Linked DNA regions of Homo sapiens: regions 1, 2 and 4 are each linked to region 3. A link is a contact called in ENCODE Hi-C or POLR2A ChIA-PET data. All regions are on one chromosome and are shown on one strand. The core of a region is the stretch at or near the end of the contact, and the rest is flanking DNA. Distances in the headings are between cores, read along the strand shown.

Region 1 (6,964 bases), core at 4,035-6,534, 780 kb before region 3:
GCTTGGGTGTGAGACAGTCTTGGAGACCAACAAGATACAACAGATCAACCCCAAGTGCTCACTGGGTTAAATCAATACCTTCTTATCAAGACTAATATATTATTCGCCGTGCAGTGGCTCAAGCCTGTAATCCCAGCACTTTGGGAGGGAGAGGTGGGCAAATCACGAGGTCAGGAGTTCAAGACCAGCCTGGCCAACATAGTGAAACCCTGTCTCTACTAAAAAAATACAAAAATTAGCCGGGTGTGGTGGCGGGCACCTGTAGTCCCAGCTACTCGGGAGGCTGAGGCAGGAGAATCTCTTGAACCTGGGAGTGGGAGGTTGCAGTGAGCCGAGATGGAGCCACTGCACTACAGCTTGGGCAACACAGAGAGACTCTGTCTCAAAAAAAAAAAAAAAAAAAAAAAGACTAATCAATTCTCCAAACTCTGTTCTTGCTCATGCTGGAAGCACCAGGAAAGGCAAGGTAAGCAAGAAAATTGGGGAATTCTATAAATTCTGAGAAGCTGTTGAATGGAAAAGTTCAGTAGGTAACAGATGTTGTTAGTTTTGAATATCAAAGGAGACAACATTATAAAACAGACTTAAAACAAGGCAAACCAAACACCTGCTAGGGCCTGTACACTTATCCAAAAAGCTTGGGCTTGGGCGTGATGGCTCACACCTGTAATCCCAGCACTTTGGGAGGCCGAGGTGAGCAGATCATGAGGTCAGGAGATCGGCCGGGCGCGGTGGCTCACGCCTGTAATCCCAGCTCTCAGGGAGGCTAAGAGGCGGGAGGATAGCTTGAGCCCAGGAGTTCGAGACCTGCCTGGGCAATATAGCGAGACCCCGTTCTCCAGAAAAAGGAAAAAAAAAAAACAAAAGACATGAGGTCAGGAGATCGAGACCATCCTGGCTAACACGGTGAAACCCTGTCTACTAAAAATACAAAAAATTAGCCAGGTGTGGTGGCACGCGCCTATAGTCCCAGCTACTAGGGAGGCTGGGGCAGGAGAATCGCTTGAACCCGGGAGGCAGAGGTTGCAGCGAGCTGAGATCATGCCACTGCACTCCAGCCTGGGCAATAGAGTGAGACACTCCATCTCAAAAAAAAAAAAAAGTTTAAGATGTTTTATATTAAATATTTTATGGTAACCCTCAGAGGGGAATGGGAAACATTTATATTTCTACCTCAAAGCTGGACCAAACTCAGTTATTTATTTACTTTTATTTTTATTTTTTTAAGACGTAATCTGGCTCTGTCGCCCAGGCAGGAGTGTAGTAGCATGACCTCGGCTCACTGCAACCTCTGCCTCCCGGGCTCAAGTGATCCTCCTGCCTCTGCCTCCCAAGTAGCTGGGATTGCAGGTGAGCACCACCAAGCCCGGCTAATTTTTGTATTTTTAGTAGAGATGGGGTTTCACCGTGTTGGTCAGGCTGGTCTCGAACTCCTGACCTCATGATCTGCCCACCTTGGCCTCCCAAAGTGCTGGGATTACAGACGTGAGCCACCGTACCCGGCCTCAAGCTCAGTTATTTAAGTGGTAGTAGGCAGTGGGTTTGTCAGGGTTATATCTTGGTATTCAGTGAACGCAAGCTGCTGAGTTCCATCCACCAAGTGCCAGGGTTATGAGGGTGAAAGGAGAAAAGCCGATAGGGAGGAGAAACCTGCCCCAGGAAAATGCACAATTCGAAGGTCCCTTGCAGAGGGTCCTGATGACATGTTCCACAGTGCTAAGGTCTAGCTTATCCATCATGCTGCCCCTTTTTAAAGGGAAAGGATGAGGACATCCACAGTGTCTCTAAGAGAAACAGTGAGTCTGGCCCAACATCACTAAATGCTGGTGAATAAGGAATATGGTAGATTAATGATGTTGTATTTTTTTTTAAATTTTATTTATTTACTATTTTTTGAGACAGGGTCTCACTCTCTTGCCCGGACTGGAGTGCAGTGGCCCGATCTCGGCTCACTGCAACCTCCGCCTCCCAGGTTCAAGCGATTCTCCTGCTTCAGCCTCCTGAGTAGCTGGGATTACAGGTGCATGCCACTACCGCCTGGCTAGTTTTTGTATTTTTAGTAGAGATGGGGTTTCACTATGTTGGCCAGGCTGGTCTTGAACTCCTGACCCCAAATGATGTACCCACCTCAGACTCCTAAAGTGTTGGGATTACAAGCATGAGCCACTCACTGCTCCCGGCCTGTATTATTTATTTATTTATTTATTTATTTTTTTTTGAGACGGAGTCTTGCTGTGTCTCCCAGGCAGCTGGAATGCAGTGGCAAGATCTCAGCTCACTGCAACCTCCTCCTCCTGGGTTCAAGCAATTCTTGTGCCTCAGCCTCCAGAATAGCTGGGATTACAGGCACAGGTCACCATGCCTGGCTGATTTTCTTTCTTTTTTTGAGATGGAGTCTCACTCTGCTGCCAGGCTGGAGTGCAGTGGCATGATCTGGGCTCACTGCAACCTCCACCTCCTGGGTTCTCCTGCCTCAGCCTCCCGAGTAGTTGGGACTACAGGTGCAAGCCACCACACCTGGCTAATTTTTGTATTTTTAGTAGAGACAAGGTTTTACCATGTTGGCCAGGATTGTCTCGATCTTTTGACCCCGTGATCCGCGCACCTTGGCCTCCCAAAGTGCTGGGATTACAGGCGTGAGCCACCACGCCCGGCCATTTTTTTTTTTTTAATAGACAGGGTCTTGCTTTGTTGCCCAGGCTACAAGGCACTAGTGTGATCACAGCTCACTACACCCTCTCGAACTTCTGGGTTCAAGTAATCCTCCTGCCTCAGCCTCCTGAGTAGCTGAAACTTTTATTATTATTATTATTATTATTTGTAGGGACAGGGTCTTACTATGTTTCCCAGGCTGGTCTTGAATTCCTTACCTCAAGTGATCCTCCCACCTTGGCCTCCCAAAGTATTGGGATTACAGGCATGAGCCATCATGACCAGCCCTGTGCTTCTTTCTTAAAATGAATGGGGATTCTCTTTCTGGGTCTGCTTCATATCCTTTTCATAGAGAATGGCAGTTTACTAAATTAATCCTGTGCTGGGTAACAATTCTCTTTCTCTCTCTCTCTTTTCTTTTTCCTTTTTTTTCTTTTTTCTTTTTTTGAGACGGAGTCTCACTCTGTCGCCCAGGCTAGAGTGCAGTGGCGTGATCTTGGCTCACTGCAACCTCTGCCCTCTGCCTCCCTGGTTCAAGCGATTCTCCTGCCTCAGCCTCCCAAGTAGCTGGGAATACAGGTGCCTGCCACCATGCCCGGCTAAATTTTTTTTTTTTTTGAGACGTAGTCTCGCTCTGTTGCCCAGGCTGGAGTGCAGTGGCAGGATCTCGGCTCACTGCAAGCTCTGCCTCCCAGGTTCATGCCATTCTCCTGCCTCAGCCTCCCGAGTAGCTGGGACTACAGGTGCCCACCCCCATGCCTGGCTAATTTTTTGTATTTTGTAGAGACCGGGTTTCACCACGTTAGCCAGGATGGTCTCGATCTCCTGACCTAGTGATCCCCCCGCCTCGGCCTCCCAAAGTGCTGGGATTATAGGCGTGAGCCACCGTGCCTGGCCTCTTAGGGGCTTTTGTAGGCTTTTCTCTGTCAAGGCAGCAGACCCTGAAGAGTTTAGGTGGGATTGGGTGGTGTTTTTTTTTTTTTCCCCCACTGGGAATGAGTAGAAGGGGGGACACTACATTCATTCAACACTTACTGGGTGCCTATTACATACAAGAGCTGTGTCAAGAGCTTCACATATTCTGCCTAAATGTTCCCAACAATGTTTGTGGGGTGGGCTGTATCATTCCCATGTTTGAGATATATAAGCTGAGGCCTGGAACTTGAAGGGCCCTGTCTGAAGTCCCAAAACTAGAAAACGATTTAGCCAAAATTTTTGTTTTAATCCGTATGTATGGCTCTCCAGGCTGATGGAGCTGGTCATATTTTGCAGTACCCAGAGGCTATACACCTGAGTACAGGCAGAAGCTACCCAGAGGATGATCTCTCCAGGCTTCTAAAGTATTTCTTTACTTGTTCAATGGTAATATTACTACTTTATACAGTTGTTGTGAGGATTAAATATGGTACGTAGGCCGGGTGTGGGGGTTCACGCTTGTAATCCCAGTTTGAGAGGTCGAAGTGGGAGGGTCGCTTGAGTCTAGGAGTTCGAAACCAGCCTGGGCAACGTGGTGAAACCTCGTCTCTACAAAAAACAAACGAACAAAGAAACACCCAAAAATTAGCCAAGCGTAGTGGCGCATGCCTGTAGTCCCAGCTACTCGGGAGGCTGAGGTAGAAGGATCGCTTGAGCCCGGGAGGTCGAGGCTGCAGTGAGCCGTAGTAGTGCCACTGCACTCCAGCCTGGGCGACAGAACGAGATCTTGTCTCAAAAATAAAATATTTAAAAATGTGGTATATAAAGCATTTGGCATATAGTACATTCAATACAAGCTGGTTGTTACTAGTAATGATAAAGTGCGCCTACCGTTTTGCTAGCACGTAACGTCTTCACTGGGCTAAATCAGCCCGATTCTAACCATTGACTCTGTGGTGCTGGAGCCCTAGATCAATGGTCAGAGGCCAGCAGGAGGTGCAGAGGTCCGGATCAAGTGCCATTTCCCTCTCTAGAAGTACTCAAACCCTCATCTCTGCCCTCATCCCTGCCAGCGCCTACCTCGACGCGGACGAGAAGCTGTGGTACCGCGACTGCTGGCAGGCCATGACCCACGGGCAGGCGGGCAATCAGCACCCGCGGCCTGGGAAGCTGTGGTAGCGTACAGCCGGTCGCCATGGCGACCAGGCCCCAGAGGCCCCCCCGCGGCGGGGGCGGAGTCAGGGATGCGCCACGCCCCCGAGCCTAGCGCCCGCGGGCTGGGAGTAGGACAAAGTAGCAAAGGTGGACTGGGACCCGGCAGCGGGTGCCCTGAGAGTCAACCACTACAGCCGATTTGACCCCAGGTACCAGAACTGAGGCAGGGGGATGAACAGAGGCCATGGGGAGGGAAGTGTGCTGAGAGGCCGGAGCCGCTTTGCCGGCGGGAATGGTAGTTTTCGGTGTCCCGACGTCTCGATGGGACAGGCTTATGGCTGAGGACGGTTATACTACATCTCCCAGAATTCTCTACCAGCCCGAGTTGCTCCGCCTCTCGAGAGCTCTGCATTGTGGGGTATGGAGTTCGAAATGTGGTAAGGCGTGTCAGTGTCCAAAGAGGGGTGCCGGACTCGGACTCGGTTTCCCTGCGGCCCAGGGAGGCTCACGGGCCATTGGCTGAGCGGGGCGGATCTGGTCCCGCTCCTCCCCGCCCCCAGTGACACAATAGTAGCTCCCTCCAAGATGGCGGCAGCGACGGCAGACCCGGGAGCTGGGAACCCGCAGCCTGGGGACTCCTCCGGCGGGGGCGCTGGGGGCGGGCTGCCGTCCCCTGGGGAGCAGGAGCTGAGCCGGCGCTTGCAGCGCCTGTATCCCGCGGTCAACCAGCAAGAGACTCCGCTGCCGCGCTCCTGGAGCCCCAAGGACAAATACAACTACATTGGTCTCTCCCAGGGCAACCTCCGCGTCCACTACAAAGGTATCGGCCCGTCAGGCTGGGGGGAATTAAGGCTAGAGCGTCCGTGGGGTGGCTCTGCTGCCAGGCCCCCGCCCTATCACCTCCCTTTCCCTGCCTAGGTGCTCCAAGTTAGGGCTTGGCCCTTTCAGGATGTCCAGGGTGGTGAGGCTGAACAGGCCGAGGGCTGACTGCCTGTTCTCTGTCCTGAGACACCTGCCGTCAAGAGAACCGCAACAGGTGTCCAAACCCAGTGCTGGGCCGGACCTTCCACTCCAGGGCCTCCGTGCTTATCCTAGGCTGGCGCCAACGGCAGCGGGACCTTTCGCCACTGCTTAGAAGAAAGGGGTGGTCACATACCTACCATTAGCGTGAGACTCATGGGCTTCCCCACCTGCCAGGCATCCTAGACTGAGCCTGGGGTTCCGTGCTAGAGTTTGGGGGGTGTCTTCCAGGTCGGCCTCATCCTTCTTCCCCTGGCCTCCCAGGTGGGCTGCCTGGATTCTAGAGAGGCTGCCAGCAGCACTTGAGTATCTCTCACATTGCCTCTACCCTTGTTTTGTTTGTATGGGCAGTGTCTCAGGCAGGACTGCTGTTCTCAGGAGGAGGTGAGGCAAAGGTGGAAGGTTTAAGTGTTTATTCAGTTGTCTAATGATTCCTCGGCCTGTGTAAGTGCGTCCTCTGGCCACAGAGGAGTGGAGTTGTCATGGAGGAGTTGCAGAGAAAAATGAGGCTTCCATTTGCATTTCCTTCTGCTGAAATTTCTTACTTGCCCTCTCCTGTTAGGTCATGGCAAAAATCACAAAGATGCGGCCTCAGTGCGTGCCACCCACCCCATACCTGCTGCCTGTGGCATTTATTACTTTGAAGTGAAGATTGTCAGCAAAGGAAGAGATGGGTAAGCCCTTCATGACCACCCTCTTTCCCTGATCATGGAGCTGATCCCTGTGGTCAGAGTTCAGGTCCTTTGGCTGGCACTTGTTGCTGATGTGAGCTGGGGAGCCGCATGGGTCTGGGCTGCCATTATTTCCTGACTGTGGGCATGGTCTGGTCTAAGCAGCAGATCTTGATGGCCAGTGGGTGTGTTGGGGGTAAAGCAGGGATTATTTTTAGTGATGATGTAATTTGATACCTAGAAGGTTAGGCAAACAAGTAACAAGTTTACTTTAAAAATTTAGTGTCCAGAATGGAGTTTCCCTCATGAGCATGTGGTGTTTTTGTGACTTCCTTCCTTTCACATTCTTGCTGTATTCATGAGGTTCTTTTTTATGGCATTTAGTCATGTGGAGGCCCTGGTAGCCTTCAAAGAGATAGTAGAGTCTTTGCAGCATTCATGAAAGCTTCTGTGGCCACCGGCCTGTCATCTCAGGGTAAACAGCATACACATGATCAGAATCAGGTGACCTTGCTGCTCATAAACTTGTTTTTCAGTCCAAGGACTTGAAC
Region 2 (6,230 bases), core at 2,949-5,448, 630 kb before region 3:
AAATTCAGGCCTGGATCTCAGGAGTGAGACCTAGGAGTTATTGACGATCAGGTTGAGGACAACGAGACCAAGGAATTGACCGCCTGGATTTGAGGACTTGGAGGCCAGCTGTTAGGAGCCTTGCAGGGCTAGAGCCAGGAAGCTTGGCTAGGAAGGAGGAAAGAGAGTGGTAGCTGGGCCAGTACTGAGGTGGAAGGAGAGATGGTTTGTTGTTTTCTTAAAAATCTGACATACTCACACATTTGTGTGCTGATGAGGACAAGTGTCCCTTGAAGAGGGAAGAGGGCCCGAGGGACATGGATGCAAAGGTCAGAAGGGCCAAGATGGCCAGGGTCTTGCAGCTTGAGCCCCAGACCTCAGCCTGCCTGCTCTCTCTGCTGTGCCCTGCCCTCCAGGAGCCTGGCCCTGCCTCTGGGACAGAGTCTGCCCACTTCCTGCGGGCGCACTCCCGCTGCGGCCCTGGCCTCCCACCACCCCATGTATCTAGTCCCCAGCCAACCCCACCAGGTCCCGAAGCTAAGGTGAGAGGATGTATGGGGGCTAGATGGTGGTTGGGCAGGGCTCCTGGTGTGGGGGGGGTGTTCAGGGACACAACATAATGCTGTCTGCCCCCACCCACGCTTGCTGTGTCCTGCAGGAGCCAGGCCTGGGGGTGGACTTCATTCGTCACAATGCACGAGCTGCCAAGAGAGCCCCCCGGAGGCATTCCTGCTCACTGCAGGTCCTGGCACAAGTGCTAGAGCAGCAGCGGCAGGCCCAGGAGCACTACAATGCCACGCAGAAGGGCCATGTGCCACATTAGTAGGTCTCACTGCCCGACACTCAGGGTGAAGGACACCTGTGGAGGGTGGGAACCAACCTCTGCCCTCGGGTCATCAACTCTGAGCCTGTGTACCCACAGCTTGTTGGAGCGCAGGGACCTGTGGCGGCGGGAGGCCGAGGCCCGCAAGCAGAGCCAGCCGGACCCTGCCATGCCCCCAGGCCACACGCGCATGCCTGAGAACCAGCGGCTGGAAACACTGACCAAGCTGCTCCAGAGTGAGTACCTGGGCAGGGAGGCTGGAGGGGGGCCCCACTGGGGACCGGGCACCCCTGCCCAACACTCACTGTTCTCACTGTTCCCGGGCCCCCTGTAGGCCAGAGCCAGCTGCTGCGTGAGCTGGTACTGCTGCCTGCTGGGGCAGACTCACTGAGAGCCCAGAGCCACCGTGCTGAGCTGGACCGGAAGCTGGTGCAGGTAGAGGAGGCCATCAAGATCTTTTCTCGGCCCAAAGTCTTCGTGAAGATGGACGACTGAGCCCCTTTGGGGGACAGTGGCAAGGAGCTCCATGCTGAGGATCGCCACATGGCTGCAAAGGACAGGGTTGGACCCAATCCCAGAGCAGAGGTCTGAAGACAGGAGCAGGGGGGTGGCCAGTGTCCCTAGAGCACTCTTCCCAGTCACCAGTGGCTGCAGAAGGGCCACCCTAGCCTTTTAACTGCTTTGTCAAAATTAAACATTTTGTACACAGGATTTGTTTCCATAAGAGCTTTTCTTACCCTAAAAATGCCAAGCCTGGTGGCCCTCCTGCTGCTTGATTGCAGGAAGTTCTCCCCAATGTCACTCCTGCCTTAGTCCAGAGCAGAAGGCAAGCTGGTGAGACCAGGGAGGAGGCTGGAACTGGGACACACAAGGACCATGACTGTATTTGTAGAAAACCTTTAATGTTCCCCAGGCTGAGGGAGCCCTGTGAGCCAGCTAAAAACCCCCACTGTGAAGTCCCTGCCATGTCCCAGCAGTGTGGAGTGGCATGGGGCTTCATCCTGACTGTCAGAGGCTGAAGCCACTACCATCTCCTCGAATGCGACTCCCCCAGCCAGAACTGGCCTGCTCCTGGTCATCCAGGGAGGGCAGAGAGCTGCGGGTACCAGGATGTCGGCAGCCAGGGTGCAGGTCCCAGCACGGGGGCCCCTGAGACAGCCCATTGGAACTGGGAGGCTGGCGGTTCTCAATGACCAGGTCACTGCTGTCATCGTCACTATCAGGCTCAGCAGGCCCAGGCCCTGCAGAGGGAGGACCTGTCAAACGCCCAGATGCCCCTCGCACCACGTTATTGCGCTGGTTGGCGGGCTTGACAGTGACAATGAGGTTATGGCTGTTGGCAACCATCATGTCCGTCACTTGGTCCAAGGTCTTCCCGGCTACTTCAATGCCATTGACCTCGAGGATCTCATCACTGACCGCCAGCAGCCCTGTACTCTCAGCCAGACCCCCACGTACCAGGCGGGAGATGAAGATTCCTGGAACCCGCTCCAGGCCCTGGGGAGCCACACGCACGCTCATGCCATCTCGGATGTAGAAGCCCAGGGGGCGGTCTGAACCATGCTTGTGCAGCCGCACCCGTCGGTGGGTCTCAGGCAGTAGGTCCACGTCTATGACTGAGGAAACCTGGCGGAAATCTTGGGGCAGGCTGATTAGCAAGGGTGGCCGGGTGCGCAGGGGTGCCACTGGCCGCAGCAAGAGCCCTTTCTTGCGCCGCTGCAGAGAGTTGGAGGCAAAAGCCAGGCCGCTGGAGTCAGCTTCTGCTGCAGAAGAGGGGGGATGTTGAGATCAGAGACCTGCTCCCCGACTTGGGCTGTTTACAGGGGGCACTGTAGCTATTTCCTACCACTTAGAGGTCAAGCCAAGGGCAGGGACTGCAGAGGGTGACGCTTGGGTACCCTGGGCATGGACTAACCCTTGTAGACCTGCCCCACAGACACCTTACCCCACAGAGGCTGCCCACTGTACCCCTCCTCACCCCGCTTCTGCACCAGTAGGCGCAGTGGCGGGGGCCCGCTGGCCAGGGCCCGGTGCAGGCTGTCGTCGTTGGTGAGGGGCAGCAGGTCGCCATGAGCATCCGTATAGCCAAGTAGCACGTCCAGGCCCGGGATCTGGTGCACCGCCCGCAGCAACCGCGAGAACTCCTGGAAGCCGCTCACCGAAGCGCGAGGCAGCGCGAAGCGTCGGAACTCGGCGTCAAACTGGAAGTCGGGGTTGGGGGAGAGGAGGAGTCAGGACAGCCTGCGCCCCTTTCTCACCGCAGGCTGGCAGGAATGGGAAAGATGCGGCTGCCGCTTTTGCGGCAGCCTTAAGCCCAGACCTCAGCTCCAGTACCAGGGACGCTGTCCAAGGTCTTCTTACCGCCCTCCAGGTACTCAGGCCACAGAGAGCTGGAGACCAGCAGTGGAGGAAGGAAGACGGATGGGGGAAGGCGAGCAGAAAAGCAGAATGGGACTTGGAGGATAGAGGGAAGAGGTGGCGGGGACCAAGGAGCTGGGAAGGGGAGAAAGAGGGAATTGGGAGCGCCTAGGGCCGAGGCCGGAGGAGCCCTTACTTTGCTCTTCACCTCGACGATGCTATCGGGACTGCGCGCCGGAGTCCTCTGCGGCCGGGCCATGGCGGGGCCGGGCGGGCCGGGGACGGTGCCCCAGGCGGCCCGCCGAGGCGCAGGTGCACAGCCCGGCCGGCCCGCCCGCGCCGCCCCGCCCCTGGCGGTAGCACACGCCCCGCCTTCCCATCCGGAGCGTGACGTCAAGGGGGCAGCGACGCAGAGTGGAACGCGGAGTCCACGTTTCCTAGGAAACGGAGCCGTGGATGGAGAGGAGCCGTCCTCCGCTCTTGCGTCATCACGCTGAGGTCCGCGCGCCCCCGGAGTCTGGGGAGCAGGGCTCCGCCAATCCGAGGGGAGGGCGAAGGAAGTACCATTTATTTAGCGCTGTGTGTGTGCTCTTATTTCCACTGGCCTTACAAGACCGTGCACTGTGTAGATGAGGAAACTGAGTCATAATAAATATGTGCTGAACCGTTCGGGGGTCACACGGTGCTGAAATGGTTTCGAGTCAACTCGCTCGGACGGCACTCGGCCTCAGCCTCCGGCCCTGGAACCCTCTCCAGGGACGGGACCAGCCCTTGTTCTGTTCCCTACCGGTACCACAGGAATCTTGACGAACGGCCCAAATGCCTGGCCGCTGTCAGAGTGACGCCGCGATGAGAGTAAACGGGCCAGCATCCCGTGCACCAGCGGGGTGGACCAGCGGGAGTCTGCACACAGGCCCCCGAGCAGGACGCCCTCGTGCGCAGGCGCGGGGTGTACGTGGGCGGGGCCTCCTCCTCCGGCCCCGCCCAGCGAAGGAGCTTCCTCTTCCGAGGAAAGGCGGGGCCTGGGCGCCCGCGGGAAACCCGGGCCCGTTGCATCCGCTGGGTGTAGCCGTGGGGATGGCAGGTTCGGGGAGGCTGGTCCTACGGCCCTGGATTCGGGAGCTGATTCTGGGGTCAGAGACACCCTCCAGTCCACGAGCCGGGCAGCTGCTTGAGGTGAGCCCCCATTCAGGGCCCGGAGACCGAGGCGGAGGCCCGGGGTGGTGGGATTGACGCCGCTCGCCGCCGTCAGGTACTACAGGACGCCGAGGCCGCGGTCGCGGGCCCATCCCACGCCCCTGATACGTCCGACGTCGGGGCCACGCTGCTTGTGTCTGACGGGACCCACAGTGTCCGATGCCTGGTGACGCGGGAGGCCCTGGACACCTCGGACTGGTGAGAGGCCCCGCGCGGCTCTGGAGGTCGGAGTCCGGCAGGAGAGCGCGAGGTGGGCGGGCCTTGTGTTCAGGTGGGCCCGGCAGTGAGGATCCTGCTTGTTGCAGGGAGGAGAAGGAGTTCGGCTTCCGCGGGACAGAGGGCCGGCTGCTGCTGCTGCAGGACTGCGGGGTTCATGTCCAGGTCGCTGAGGGCGGCGCGGTGAGTGGTGAGACTGCCTTGGGCGGGTTACCGGGCATGACTCTTCGTGACGATTCTGAGACCCCCCCTTCCCCCCGAACTCCTCCAGCCCGCAGAGTTCTATCTCCAGGTGGACCGCTTCAGCCTGCTGCCCACGGAGCAGCCCCGGCTACGGGTGCCTGGTTGGTAAGTGATGCCTCCGCCCTCCAGCAGCTCTCCCCACCCCAGCCTGGCCGGCGCTGGCAGACGCCTATGGGGTAGGAGGGCTTGGGCCCCCATTAACTACCCTTCTCTTTTTCTTAGCAACCAAGACTTAGATGTTCAGAAAAAGCTCTATGACTGCCTTGAGTGAGTCTGGGGTTGGGCTCGGGGGCCACGTGTTGTTTGGTGAGGGGATGGTGTATCTAGGTAGACAGGCCTCAGCATGGTTCCTGAGTCCTGGCCACTCTCTTCCTGTAGGGAGCACCTTTCAGAGTCCACCTCGTCCAATGCAGGTACTGTAGAGCTTGACCAGTGATCCTAACACGCTGTGCAGTGATCTCTCCAGCCTTAACCTTATGCTTCCTCAATAAGCTGTCTTCCCCCTCACCCTCCTGGTCCTCCCCTTTAAGCCTTGACTCATCCCATGGTCCCCTGTCCCCAGGCCTATCACTGTCCCAGCTTCTGGATGAAATGCGGGAGGACCAGGAGCATCAGGGGGCACTCGTGTGCCTGGCTGAAAGCTGCCTGACACTGGAGGGCCCTTGCACAGCACCCCCTGTCACCCACTGGGCTGCCTCACGATGCAAGGCCACGGTCAGTCTGGGGATTTGCTTGGGAGATGTCAGGGTGAGGAGTTGGGCAAGGGTCATATCCCACAGGACATGAGAGTAAACGGGCCTGTCCTACAGAGTTCATGTCCCACAGGGAGAAGCTGTGTACACTGTCCCCAGCTCAATGCTGTGCATCTCTGAGAATGACCAGCTAATTCTGAGCTCTCTAGGCCCCTGTCAGAGGACACAGGGTAAGGGGGACTGGAGAGGTTGGGGGGATACCTGGGGCCCAGGTCCACAGTGCTGATAAGACTTCCTGAACCCCCCAGGCCCTGAGCTGCCCCCACCAGACCCGGCTCTGCAGGACCTATCTCTGACCCTCATAGCCTCTCCTCCTTCCTCACCCAGTTCCTCAGGTGAGGTGATGCACAGGTCACAGGCACTCACTGCCGCCTGTCAGTCAGGTTCCCGGGCTGCGCAGGATGCTGTGAAAGGTGCACGGTGGGTGGGGGATGAACACGGTCCCTGCAGTCCTGTCTGAGCTCGCAGGCCACTCAGCTGCCCTGAGCGGAGAGGGCTGTGCCTACAATAAGTCCCCTCCTCCTCAGGAACCCCGGCCTTACCCGGCCACATGTCATCCGAGGAAAGTGGTACCAGCATCAGCCTTCTGCCTGCCCTGTCCTTGGCTGCTCCAGACCCAGGGCAGAGAAGCAGCTCCCAGCCCTCACCAGCCATCTGCTCAG
Region 3 (6,138 bases), core at 3,334-5,833:
GCTGAAGCGGGAGAATGGCGTGAACCCAGGAGGCGGAGCTTGCAGTGAGCCGAGATCGTGCCACTGCACTCCAGCCTGGGCGACAGAGCAAGACTCCGTCTCAAAAAAAAAAAAAAAAGAATTGATAAGAATAAATCAAGGCTGGGTGCAGTGGCTCACTGAGGCAGGCACATCACTTGAGGCCAGCAGTTGGAGACCAGCCTGGCCAACATGGTGAAACCCATCTCTACTAAAAATACAAAAACCAGCCAGGCGTGGTGGCAGGCGCCTGTAATCCCAGCAAGTCAGGAGGCTGAAGCAGGAGGTGGAGGTTGCAGTGAACGGAGATGGCACCACTGCACTCCAGCCAGAGTGACAGAGTAAGATCCAGTCTCAAAAAAGAATAAATCAGATTCTACTACAGATTCTTCGACCTGTGTTCACTTTTATTTAATGCTGATTGGGTTTTACAGTTAAAAACTCAATTGGCATAAAATAAGGAGGCTGATTGAGTTTTATAGTTAAAGAGAGATGATCAACACAGCCCTTAAATTATTTCACATCTAAATGCAAAATGAGGCTGGGAGTGGTGGCTCACGCCTGTAATCCCAGCACTTTGGGAGGCCGAGGTCGGTGGATCACCTGAGGTCAGGAGTTTGAGACCAGCCTGGCAAACATGGTGAAACTCCGTCTCTACTAAAAATACAAAAATTAGCTGGGCATGGTGGTATACGCCTGTAATTCCAGCTACTCAGGAGGCTGGGTCAAGACAATCACTTGAACATGGGGGACGGAGGTTGCACTGAGCCAAGATCATGCCACTGCACTCCAGCCTGGGCAACAGCAAAATGAATTCTTCATTAACCTCACTGATACATCAAGAAGATGTTCCAAATAAGAAGAGGACAACTGGGGCAGGAGAAAGGTTGGGAATAGTTTTGAGAACTATGGATATCCTTGCCATTTATGGCTGCTGTCAAAACAGGCAAAATAATGCCTTTTTCCACAGCCAAATAGGAAGAAACCCAGCCTGTTCATAAGTCATGAGATAAATTTCAGGCATTAAATTAAGCAGCCTCTAAATTCAAATAATCAAGTACCTCTGATATAAAAGGTATTGTGAAAAATAGCTGTATCCAGAGGGGTTTATACAAAATTAATGAGGTCTCTACCCTCTAGGAGCTAAGGATCCTGTAATTAAATGTGGGTTAACACTGAATTAAAGGAGGGAAACTAGAAAGAGAGAAAACTAGGAAACGTGAAATTCCTCTCCAAATACCAATAGTTACATTATTTAACAAAATAAGACATGAGCCGTCTTAAGTGCAAACCTCACACAGCATTCAATCTACCTTCTTTAACCTTTAATACTTCTCAGAAATTTAAAACTTGTAAAATGTGTCGAATCAGATACTTGTTTTATTTTTGGAGACCGGGTCTCACTCTGTCACCCAGGCTGGAGTGCAGTGGTACGATCATGGCTAACTGCAGCCTCGACCTCCCGGGCTCAGGTGAGGATCAGATTATTTGGAAGCGGGGAAGGTCTAGAATGTCTAATTCATCCTGGAAATAAATTCATGACAAACACTAACCACCTGTACTACTACTATAATATTACAGCATTTCAGATATCCTATGGGTTGAATTCATAATTCCATTCAGCAAAGTCTGAGATGACAGAAAACACCCTACTAGCTATGATTCACCAAATTTCCAAAAAAATTCAGCTTTCAAAGATAGTGATGATAATACAACACATGGGGCTGCGTATGGTGACGCCGAGCCTGTAGTCCCAGCTATTGGGAGGCTGAGGCAAGAGGATCGCTTGAGCCCAGAAGTTTGAGGCTGTAGTGCCTCATGATTGTGCCTGTGAACAGCCACTGCACCCCAGCCTAGGCCACACAGCAAGACCTCTCTCTTAAAAAAAAAAAACGAAACAAGACCAGACGCGGTGGCTCACACCTGTAATCCCAGCACTTTGGAAGGCCGAGGTGGGAGGATTACTTAAGGTCAGGAGTTCAAAACAAGCCTGGCCAAGATGGTGAAACCCCGTCTCTACTAAAAATACAAAAAAATTAGCCGGGCGTGGTGGTGTGTGCCTGTAATCCCAGCTACTCAGGAGGCTGAGGCAGGAGAATCGCTTTAACCCAGGAGGCGAAGGTTGCAGCGAGCCAAGATCATGCTGCTGTGCTTCCAGCCTGGGTAACAGAGCGAGACTCCGTCTCAAAACAAAAAAGCAAACAGTGAGAGTACAAGTACTTTGTAACTTATCTTTTATACTTGCATCCTTTACCTCCAGGAAATTCTATCGTCAGGTATACCACCTTCCCTTTGCAAAAGGTAACCCAGGCAAAGGATGACACGATCATCGCACCAGCTAATGAATTCTTTTATTATACCACTCAGTGCCAAAACCTAAAAGTATGTCTTATGCACTTCAATCATATAAATACTACAATTACTCAAGAAATTTGCAAGTGGGCTAAAAGCTTGAGACTCTCTTTCATAACATGCACTAATGACCAAATATTCAGGAGCTCCTGATAAATTTAACCAGTATCTTCTCACTATTACAACTCTAAAAAGCTTTCACTTAAAATATCAAAATATTCTTTAAAAATAAATTTGAGTTCAGTGATGTAAAGGGAGAATTTTATGACATATGAATTATATCTGAATAAAAATAAACTGGTTTTATAAAGGGGGTGGGAGAAGTAAATTTCCAATGTCTTCCTACTGTTAACCCAAATTCAAATCGCACCTAGCTTCAAGCCTCTAACAATGCAGTGAGTCCAAGTCACCGAGCAGAGAGTAACAGCATTCCATTAGACAGTGCTTCAACTTTTTAAAAAATAATCAGGCCAGACGCAGTGGCTCACGCCTGTAATCCCAGCACTCTGGGAGGTCGAGGAGGGCGGATCACTTGAGGTCAGGAGGCCAGCTTGGCCAACAAGGTGAAACCCCGTCTCTACTAAAAATGCAAAAATTAGCCGGGCGTGGTGGCAGGCACCTGTAATCCTAGCTACTCAGGAGGCTGAGGCAGGAAAATCGCTTGAACCCAGGAGGCGAAGGTTGCAGTGACCCGAGATCGAGCCACTGTACTCCAGCCTGGGCAACAGAGCAAGACTCTACCTCAAAAAAATAGTAATAATCAACCTCTTTTCTTGGTTTCTTCCTACCACTCCCTCCTCATCAGCACCTCCAACAAGGCAAACCAAAAAGATGAGAGGAACTAGGACCCTTGGATTTTTTTTTTCAACCCAAGGTCTGGTGAAGACGCACTAAATCTGCCTCCTAAAACAAGGACCTCGAGATCAACCGTGGGTTTTGCCCATCTGTGCAGTTTTTAGGAACAGCAGCCCTACTCAGGACATGGGGATAATGGTTTCTTTCTGATTCTCCTGAAGCTTAACATTCTAAGAAAATGACATTTTTAGGGCCTTTTCCCCCCCCTCCCCTCTCTATTAGAATAAATAACTGGAGGAAAGATTTCTACTCGGCGATCTGGTAGTGAGACCGCTTGACACAGAGAATTACCGACAGATCTACCTTCTAAGAAACAAACTATCGCCGACCTTGAATGAAGCTCCACTTCTTTTTCCGAATGGGGGTTTGCTTGCTACAAATACCCTGAACCCTTCTTCGGTGTCGCCGCCTAAACAATGCCCTTCGCTTGTTTAGTCTGGCTCGGGTTCGAGCTCCACTCGCGGTGCTCCGTTGGCCGACACGCGCCACCGCGGCGAGCCCCAGGAAAAGCGTCTCCCCGCGAGTACCGGCCCGCGGCATCTGGTTTCGCATTTTGAATCCCGAGTAGGAAGTGAGACGGCGCCCACTCAGTTCCGGGAGCCGCAGCAGCCGCGCCGCCGTCCGGAACCGGCCTGGGCCGCCGCGGCCCCGCGCAACAAGTGACCCGCGCGCGCCCCGGGCCAGCCGACTTACGATTTCCGAGCGGCCGTCGCGGCAGGCGTTCTGGAAGCGTGCCTGGCGTTCCTCGTGGGGCCGGTCCCTGAAGCCCGTGTACTTAATCTGCAAGGCAAGACGGCCCGAAATCAGGAGCCAAATCCGCGGCGCCGCCCGCGCGCCCGCCCTCCCAGCGCAGCGCCGATAAGGGCAAGCAGAGGCTGCGGGCGATGGCCGCCCCGGCGAGATTGCCCCTCCGCGGGCGCACCGACCGGGACTCCCGGGGACCGTGCCGCCCAAACTTTTCTCCGCCCGGGCCCACTCGGGGCGCGCTGCGGCCTCCTAGCCGCCCGCCCGCCTGCCTCACCTCACACTCGCGGCTCAGCTTCCTAAAAAACTCCTCGTTCTCGAACTTGCTTCTCTGGTCGGGCACGACGCGCGGCATCTTCCCGCCCTGAGGCCGCGCCGGCCGGCCGCGCTCGGGGCTTGCGCGGGCACCCGCTGGCTGGCTCCGCGCTGACCGACTGACCGCCCACCCGCGGCGCCCGGACGCCCGCTTCCCTTTGTTTCAGGCGCCCGCCCGCGTGGGCTCCCGTTCCGGGGAGTCTGAGGCGCCGCCGCCCGCTCGAGCCCAACCCACGCCGCCGCCGCCGCCGCCGCCGCCTCAGCCGTTGCCTGCCGCCCGCGCAGCCCCAGCGCTCACCGCCCCCGGCCGCCGCCGCCGCCGCCGCCGCCACTTCCTCTCACCGCCCACCCCGCCCCCGCCGGCCCCACCCCTCCTCCTCGCGCGCCCGCCCGCCTCCAACTCCGGCAAACAAGACGCACCATTCACAACTCCGCGGCCCACGCCGCGCATGCGCCACCCGCCCGCTGGCGGAGCGGCCTGGCTGTGGCGCCCCGGGGCTCCTTCCGCATCAGGGCCCTTTTCCCCCTGCTCGCCCGCGGCCACTCGGCGTGGAGCTGTCGTTGGGGGATCCGCCTGGCCTTTAGCAGACGGGAGTAGCCAGCGCAGGCCTTTTCTACCGCCCTTCCTCGGTCATCTGGAACTTCTGGGTTCCCCAGGTGCGCGGAGTAACCCCAGATTGTCACTTGAACGCGAGGAAACCTAAGTCCTTGGGGACTTTTCGTCCCTAAACCGACCGGCAGGGGTGTAGGCTCTGCACGTTGAAGACTGAGGTGGAAACGGACCAAAGAATCCAACCGAGTCATGGTGGAAAGGTCGTGGCTTTTGGAGTCAGATGGGTCTTAGATGGGATCCCACTCAGCTACACTACCTGCTGGCTGGGGCCTTAGATAAGAATTGGACCACTAAACCTCAGTTTCCTTATTTCCAAAATGCAGACACTCCTAGGTTTGCAGTGTTAGCGTGAGAACCTTTATGTGGGTCTAGCACACAGTGGGAGCCCAATAAATTTAAGTTTCTAAAGAAGAACAAGCTGAGTTAAGAATGTAACCGATTGCCAGTCCATATACTTACTCAATGTGCAATCAGCTGCAAAAAATAAGATCCATAAATTCTAGGGAAGTTGTTTAGCCCAAACTGGAGAAAGTCTGACATGGGATTTATGGCAGAGTTTGATTCAAAGTTAGTCCTGTGGCCGGGCACTGTAGCTCATACCCGTAATCCCAGCCCTCTTTTTTTTTTTTTTTTTTTTTTTTTTTTAAACAGAGCCTCGCTCTGTCGCCCAGGCTGGAGTGCAATGGCGCGATCTCGGCTCACTGCAACCTCCGCCTCCTGGGTTCAAGTGATTCTTCTGCCTCTGTCTCCCGAGTATTTGGAATTACAGGCACCCACCACCACGCCCAGCTAATTTTTTTGTATTTTTAGTAGAGACGGGGTTTCGCCATGTTGGTCAGGCTGGTCTCGAACTCCTGACCTCAGGTGATCTGCCCGCCTCGGCCTCCCAAAGTACTGGGATTACAGGCATGAGCCACTGCGCCTGGCCTAATCCCAGCACTTTGGGAGGCCGAGGCAGGCTGATCACCTGAGATCAGGAGCTCGAGGCCGGTCTGGTCAACATGGCAAAACCCCATCTCTACTAAAGTACAAAAATTAGCGGGGTGTGGTGGCACACGCCTGTAGTCTCAGCTACTCGGGAGGCTGAGGCAGGAGAATCGCTTGAACCTGGGAGGCGGAGGTTGTAGTGAGCCAAGACGGTGCCACTGCACTGCAGCCTGGGCCACAGAGCAAGACTCCGTCTCAAACAGCTACTCGGAAGCTGAGGCAGGAGAATTGGTTGAACCTGGGAGGCAGAGGTT
Region 4 (6,717 bases), core at 1,741-4,240, 810 kb before region 3:
GACAAGTCCCCAGGCAGATGGCTTTGTCCATAAGTAAGAAAGAGAAGGGAGTCATATTTTATGGGGTCTGAAAGTCTCCGTTTGTGCCCCACCACCCACAGTAAACCCAGAGCTTTAAAGGCATTTACTTTTAGACATTGGCTTTGAGCTAAATTACTTGGAGCTATAGACAAAAGCAATGTAATCCTTGCCCCTTCAATATTCAATCTAAGAAAAAATAGAGGCTGGGCGGGGTAGCTCACACCTGTAATCTCAGTACTTTGGGAGGCAGAGCAGGCGGATCACCTGAGATCAGGAGCTCGAGACCAGCCTGGCCAACATGGTGAAATCCTGTCTCTACTGAAAATACAAAAATCAGCCCGACGTGGTGGCGGGTGCCTATAATCCCAGCTACTCAGGAGGGTGAGGCAGAAGAATTGCTTGAACCTGGGAGGCAGAGGTTGCAGTGAGCTGAGATCACACCATTGCACTCCAGCCTGGGTGACAAGAGCAAAGCTCCATCTTAAAAAAAAATAAAAAAAAAAAAATAGAGGCAGGCAGCCAAGAAAATGAGTCAAGGAATCACACCTCCCAACTTCTTAATGCTCTCTGTGGATACAGCTCTGTCACACCGAAGGTGTACCAAGGCCAAGGTATCTATACAACAGTCCTTGTGCCTGAAGCAGCCCTGGCTAGCTCCAGCTGCGCTCTTACCGGTTCACAGAGTAACTGCATGCACATGCATACCAGAGGCTGTGCTAAGCCTAAGGGATGTCATGGTGAGCAAAATTCAATCCCAGCTGAGAATTGAAACCCTCAGAGGCGAACTATCACAATATAGCTTAGTTACCAGTTGGTCCTTCTTGTTGAAAGGATACAGGGAGATAATCCATGGACAAACTGGGCCCATTTGGTGCAGTTTCCAAACTCTTTAGGGTGAGCTGGGCCAGGAACTCTGTGAGGACCTTATAAGGCCAGGATCCATGTGCTTAGGGCCCATTTTTGGAAAAACTGGTCATTGAAGCATCTCTACTTTCAGGGTCAGCCTGGTCTTTCAGAAAGGCTGAGGCCTATTTCCCCATGTTTCAAGGACATTTAACTATGTTTTTGTAAAAATAAAATGGCGAGACCCAAATAAAAACCTTACTTTTTGTTTAATTTGTTTTGCCAAACAAACACAGTGAAAACTTTAGTCTGACTAATTGTACAGAAAATAGAATTTGTAACCAGTAGCAAACAAAACAGGATAAACCTAAGTCCCTGGCAAGCTGGATCTCCATCAGCAGGTCATCCAGATCCCCTTGTAAATGGCCTCCTGGGAAAATAAGTCCTAGGAGGCAGAGGCACAGATTTACCAGTCCCCATCAGAATCACAGGCTGCACCTGGGAAGGAAAAGCATGAAAAGGAGGAGAACTGATGTTACTTGAATCTCTTATCACTACACACATTAGAGTTGTCTGACTGCTGACCAACCTTAAGGTATGGTTTTCCCAAACCTATAGTCCCTGGACATCCCACCTGCATCCCTAGAGGGTAAGTTTCAAGTTCAGTGGTTCTGAAGCCTCTGCTTAACCAGAATCTGCAACAATAACTGGGGAGGAAGGGTAGACAAAGTCATAATTGCTGGTGTCACCAGGGCAGAGTCTAAGGCCCCAGCTTCCACTTCAGGAGGAAACAATTGAGGATGCCAGGTCACCAGCAAGAGAGTCCAGCTGCCTTAAGCCTCAGTACTGTCAACCAGTGCCCAGGAGTATAGAGGAGTTCAACAATGGCCTGCGGTCCCCTGGCTGGATGGGGTCTGGGAGTCCAGCAGGCTGCCGGGGCACCAGTTCACATTCCGTGCTTCTTGCGGATGACAGCCATGGCAAGCAGCCGATCCTTCTCACGCAGTTCTTCGCGCAGCTTGGCCTCAGTGAGACGCAGGTGGCGAATGCTGCCTTTCATCTCTTTCATCTTCACTTCCATCAGAGCCAGGATGTCCCGCTGCTCATTCAGCTTGCGCAGGAGCTCCTCCTCCGTGGTGCCTGACGACAAGGAGTACGAATGGTCGGAGCCAGTATCAGGGAAGCCCTCTTCCCCTACCACCACCAACTGGGGGCCCATAGGGCACTCGGCAGCCTCCAGCCCTGCGGTAGCAGCCTGTAACTCCGACGCGGCGGCCGCAGCGGCTGCGCCCTCTGCGGCTGCAAACTCCACTTGCACTGTGAGATCGATGGGCTTCACGTCTTCTCCAGTGGGAGTGATGGGCGCCGGCTGTACGGATCCCGGAGCCTGACTGCTGTCTACAGTGGCCTGAAGGGTGAGAAGCACGGCCGCGGAAGCAGATACCAGGTTCGGCTGCAGCTGGGCAGTCTGGGCAGTGGAGGCAGAGGGTGAGGACTGCTGCTGCTGCTGCTGCTGCTGCTGCTGTTGCTGCTGCTGCTGCTGTTGCTGCTGTTGCTGCTGCTGCTGCTGTTGCTGCTGCTGCCTGCGGCGGGCGGCCGCGGCCCCAGCGGGTCTGCGCGCTACTTTGCGCTCATTGACGCCGCGCAGCGGGAAGATGGTGGGGACGCGTACCGTGTAGGTCTTGCGGCCGCCCTGGAAGTGAACGCTGCAGAGACGGTGGCCTGTGGTGGGCTGGAAGGTGGAGAAGCACCCACTGACGCCGGCACGCGACACGTTCTTGAGCCAGAGGCGCCGCAACTCAGCGTCCTTTGGAAACGTGTAGAAGTGCAGCGCCTTGTCCCGGTGCGAGTTGTTGTAGCAGCCTGGCACGCAGCACGTAAAGCCAGGCATGGCTGCGCCGCGCGGCCCGGCCCGGCCCACCGGCCTCCTGCGCTCTTCGACGGCCCAGTGGCTACGCCGCCGCCCGCCCCTCGACGGGCGGCGCCGCGCGAGGCCTTGGGTGGTATCCCACCACTGCCGCTCGGCGCAGCCGGCCCGCCCGGCGCCCCGTGCCCAGAATACGCTTCCTGCCGGCCCGCGCCGCGCCGCCCGCCTGGCTGCCCGCCTGCGCTCGGGAGTGGGCCCCGGGGACGCCGCGAAGGACCGCCTGAGAAAGAGACTACGCCCCCCACAATGCCCCGCGCCAGAAGCGGCTCACTTCCGGGGCGGGTGTGTGCGGATTCCTGCCGCCTTCCAAGGCACTGCGATAGCCTCCGAAGAGCAGATTCTTTCCCCAGCCCGTCTTGTCCCCGGCGGGCGAGAGAGGCGTATTAGGTTGGAACGCTGTCGCCTGGACTGCTCCTCACGAGGACCCGAATCCTGATAGGGGCGTGGAGCGGGGCGGTGCGCGCCTCACCGGTGCGCAAGCGCGGTGGGTATATGCCCACGGAGACTACAAATCCCGTGATGCCTCGCGCTGAACTAGGCGCCTTCCCTCCGAAGCGCCGCCTAAGGGAAAGATCGAGTTACTGCGGACCAGGATTCGGGCGAGGTTGTGCTGTTTGCCAGAACCAGTTCCCCAGCCCCGAGCCCCTTTGAGTCGACGGCATTGCTGCAGCAGAGGGAGACGAAACCTGGGCCTCGGCGCCCCGAAGGGTCTCAGGAGCCCCTTTCTTTGCGTTGGGGACTCTCTCCTGATTCAGCTGCTGCCTGCGTTGACTAACTGATCTAAACAAAGTCTCCAGTAGACGCCTACTATGTGGCTGACACGGTGCCGGGAGTTTGCGGGAGTCAGACCGACTGGGCTCCTCTCTTGGAGCCTGACTACCTAGACGGATAAGCGTCTGTCTTTTGGATAATAGATCTGAATGCACGCGAATGGATGTCTACTCACAAATAGTAATCGCTCCAAAGGAATTAACAGGAGAGCAGAGAAATGGGGGGGAGGTGGTGGGGGCCAGGAATAAAAAAACGAACGAAAGCTTGGGTAGGGAGAAGTAGCCAATTCTTGTCCCAGGAACCAGTCTGTAAGGCCACATGGCAGAAAAGAGCTAGGCTCCGCCATTAAAGAGCCTGGAAAGGGGTGGCCCGGGTAGGGCCAAGCGTAGGAAAATACCAAACTGGGACATGTTAAGGATTTGGGGTTTTATTCTGCAGGCCACTGAGAGCTATTAAAGGATTTTATGGGAAAGGATTTGCATTGTAACAATACACCTCCCCCCACCTCAACTTATTTGAGGGAATCTTTTTTTTTTTTTTTTTTTTTTTTTTTTGTAAAGGAGTCTCACTGTGTCGCCAGACTGGAGTGCAATGGTGAGATCTCGGCTCACCGCAACCTCCGCCTCCTGGGTTCAAGCAATTCTCCTGCCTCAGCCTCCGGAGTAGCTGGGACTACAGGCGCATGCCACCATGCCCGGCTAATATATATATATATATATATATATATATATATATATGTATTTTGTATTTAGTAGAGACGGGGTTTCGCCATGTTTCTCAGGCTGGTCTCGAACTCGTGAGCTCAGGCAATCTGCTCGCCTCGGCCTCCCAAAGTGCTAGGATTACAGGCGTGAGCTAGGATCACGGCGCCTGGCTGGGGGAAAATGTTTTAAAGAACACAAAATGTTGTGGAAAGCCAGGGAGGGGCCAGGCAGTTCTCCAGGTGAATTACCTGCAAACTAGCCCTCCTTTGCCGAGTTCTTCCTTCTCCCAATTTTTTTTAAACTTTTACTTTAGGTTCGGGGGTACGTGTGAAGGTTTACTACATAGGTGAACTCGTGTCACCGCGATTTGTTGTACAGATTATTTCATCACCCAGGTATTAAGCCCAGTACCCAATAGTTATCTTTTCTGTTCCTCTCCCTCCTCCCGCCCCCCGCAATTAGACCCCAGTGTCTGTTGTTGTCTTCTTTGTGTTCATGAGTTCTCATCATTTAACTCACACTTGTGAGAATATGTGGTATTTGGTTTTCTGTTCCTGCATTAGTTTGCTAAGGATAATGGCCCCCAGCTCCATGCATATTCCCACAAAAGACATGATCGTGGTCACCTCCCAATTTTTCTTGTCCTTTTTTCTCTCCTGATAGCAGATCACAGGCATGAAATAGAAACCTAATATATATTATTTCTTTTTTTTCTTTTTTTATTTTGAGACGGAGTCTCGCTCTGTTGCCCAGGCTGGAGGGCAGTGGCGCGATCTCAGCTCACTGCAAGCTCTGCCTCCCGGGTTCATGCCATTCTCCTGCCTCAGCCTCCCAAGTAGCTGGGACTACAAGCGCCCGCCACCGTGCCCGGCTAATTTTTTTTGTATTTTTAGTAAAGACGGGGTTTCACCGTGTTAGCCAGGATGGTCTCGATCTCCTGACTTCGTGATCCGCCCGCCTCGGCCTCCCAAAGTGCTGGGATTACAGGCGTGAGCCACCGCGCCCGGCCTCTAATGTACATTACTTCTAATTATATTATTGGACATAAAAACAAAATGGGGCCGGTGTAGCCCCTGGTAAAAGATATGCATTCATTTGGGTGAATCATTTATACAACGGTATAAACGTGAACACACATATTGCATTTTTACTTATGTATTTATTTATTTGAGATGGAGTTTCGTTCTCATTGTTGAGGCTGAAGTGCAGTGGTGCGATCTCGGCTTACTGCAACCTCCACCTCCCAGGTTCAAGAGATTCTCCTGCCTCAGCCTCCCAAGTAGCTGGGATTACAGGCGCCAGGCACCACAACCAGCTAATTTTGTGTACTTTTAGTAGAGACAGGGTTTCGCCATGTTGGGCTGGCTGGTCTCCCACTCCTGACCTCAGGTGATCCACCCACCTCGGCCTCCCAAAGTGCTGGGATTATAGGTGTGAGCTACCGTGCCCAGCCTATTTATTTATTTATTTATTTTTATTTTTCTTAGACGATGTCTCACTCTGTTGCCCAGGCTGGCGTGTAGTGGTGCAATCTTGGCTCACTGCAACATCCGCCTCTTGGGTTCAAGCAATTCTTCTGCCTTAGCCTCCCAGGTAACTGGGATTACAGGTGTGCACGACCACACCCAGCTAATTTTTTTTGGTTTTTTTTTTTTTTTTTTTGAGGTGGAGTTTTGTTCTTGGTCAGGCTGGAGTGAAGTGGCACGATCTAGGCTCACTGCAAACTCCACTTCAGGGTTCAAGCAATTCTCCTGCCTCAGCCTCCCAAGAGCTGGTATTATAGGTGCCCACCACCATACCCGGCTAATTTTTGTATTTTTGTAGAGCGGGGTTTTCCTCATGTTGGCCAGGTTGGTCGCAAACTCCTGACCTCATGCAATCCACCCATCTCAGCCTCCCAAAGTGCTGGGATTACAGGCGTGAGCCACCGCACCCGACCTAATTTTTGTATTTTTAGAAGAGATGGAGTTTCAACATGTTGGGCAGGCTAGTCTGGAACTTCTGACCTCAGGTGATCCGGCCACCTTGGCCTCCTAAAGTGCTGGGATTACAAGTGTGAGCCACTGCACCCGGCCAATATTACATGCTTAAATTTTTTTTTTTTTTTTTTTGAGACAGAGTCTTGCACTCACACTGTGGCCAGGGCTGGAGTGCAGTGGCACAATCTCAGTTCACTGTAATCTCTGCCTCCCGAGTTCACACGATTTTCCTGCCTCAGCCTCCTGAGTAGGTGGAATTACAGGCCCACACCACTACACCCGACTAATTTTTTGTATTTTTCATAGAGACAGGGTTTCACTATGTTGGCCAGACTGGCCTTGACCTCCTGACCTCATGATCCACCCACCTCAGCCTCCCAAAGTGCTGGAATTACAGGTGTGAGCCACCGCGCCTGGCCATTTTTTTTTCTTTTTTTTTTTTTGAGACGGAGTCTCGCTCTGTCACCCAGGC

What was found. Hi-C counts contacts between places; a loop is a spot of excess contacts on that map. ChIA-PET counts read pairs that join two places held with the same protein, here RNA polymerase II (POLR2A). Pooled maps may share reads with other maps.
Region 1: a pooled map shows a loop between it and region 3 (9-fold over the local background). The contact joins the promoter of RANBP10 here to the promoter of CBFB in region 3. A Hi-C loop is called at or near these places in 5 of 50 pooled maps. POLR2A ChIA-PET finds 5 or more read pairs at or near these places in 2 of 52 experiments (OCI-LY7 and activated B cell).
Region 2: a loop to region 3 is called in a pooled map, with 21 times the contacts of the local background. The contact joins the promoter of ACD here to the promoter of CBFB in region 3. A Hi-C loop is called at or near these places in 2 of 37 single-sample maps with no recorded cell type and 8 of 50 pooled maps. POLR2A ChIA-PET finds 5 or more read pairs at or near these places in 1 of 52 experiments (naive thymus-derived CD4-positive, alpha-beta T cell).
Region 4: a loop to region 3 is called in a pooled map, with 6 times the contacts of the local background. The contact joins the promoter of THAP11 here to the promoter of CBFB in region 3. A Hi-C loop is called at or near these places in 5 of 50 pooled maps. POLR2A ChIA-PET finds 5 or more read pairs at or near these places in 2 of 52 experiments (activated CD8-positive, alpha-beta memory T cell and naive thymus-derived CD4-positive, alpha-beta T cell).

Annotation. Positions count from the first base shown.
Region 1 is chr16:67,804,880-67,811,843 of GRCh38, reverse strand. It overlaps RANBP10 (RAN binding protein 10), which reads left to right and starts at 5,284. Exons shown (of 14, transcript NM_020850.3): 1 at 5,284-5,542; 2 at 6,305-6,416. The coding sequence starts at 5,308. TSNAXIP1 (translin associated factor X interacting protein 1) reads right to left here and starts at 4,955. Exons shown (of 16, transcript NM_001288990.3): 1 at 4,648-4,955. The coding sequence starts at 4,694. RefSeq lists silencers at 4,726-4,845, 5,346-5,565 and enhancers at 4,986-5,215, 4,921-5,540, 5,541-6,161.
Region 2 is chr16:67,658,228-67,664,457 of GRCh38, reverse strand. It overlaps ACD (ACD shelterin complex subunit and telomerase recruitment factor), which reads left to right and starts at 4,198. Exons shown (of 12, transcript NM_001082486.2): 1 at 4,198-4,336; 2 at 4,413-4,555; 3 at 4,663-4,756; 4 at 4,845-4,921; 5 at 5,039-5,083; 6 at 5,195-5,229; 7 at 5,379-5,530; 8 at 5,642-5,738; 9 at 5,817-5,903; 10 at 6,096-6,230. The coding sequence starts at 4,238. It overlaps PARD6A (par-6 family cell polarity regulator alpha), which reads right to left and starts at 3,498. Exons shown (of 3, transcript NM_001037281.2): 1 at 3,357-3,498; 2 at 2,781-3,003; 3 at 1,684-2,562. The coding sequence starts at 3,419. The coding sequence ends at 1,811. It overlaps ENKD1 (enkurin domain containing 1), which reads left to right. Exons shown (of 7, transcript NM_032140.3): 4 at 396-521; 5 at 638-801; 6 at 902-1,038; 7 at 1,137-1,513. The coding sequence ends at 1,297. RefSeq lists silencers at 3,232-3,711, 4,022-4,131 and an enhancer at 4,285-4,868.
Region 3 is chr16:67,027,594-67,033,731 of GRCh38, reverse strand. It overlaps CBFB (core-binding factor subunit beta), which reads right to left and starts at 4,583. Exons shown (of 6, transcript NM_022845.3): 1 at 4,247-4,583; 2 at 3,919-4,005. The coding sequence starts at 4,324. RefSeq lists silencers at 3,801-3,850, 4,101-4,340, 4,431-4,620 and an enhancer at 5,181-5,320.
Region 4 is chr16:67,838,593-67,845,309 of GRCh38, reverse strand. It overlaps THAP11 (THAP domain containing 11), which reads right to left and starts at 2,990. Exons shown (of 1, transcript NM_020457.3): 1 at 1,115-2,990. The coding sequence starts at 2,755. The coding sequence ends at 1,811. The region is part of intron 1 of CENPT (centromere protein T); the gene reads left to right. RefSeq lists enhancers at 1,667-1,716, 2,157-2,316, 2,028-2,774, 3,227-3,276 and a silencer at 2,797-2,976.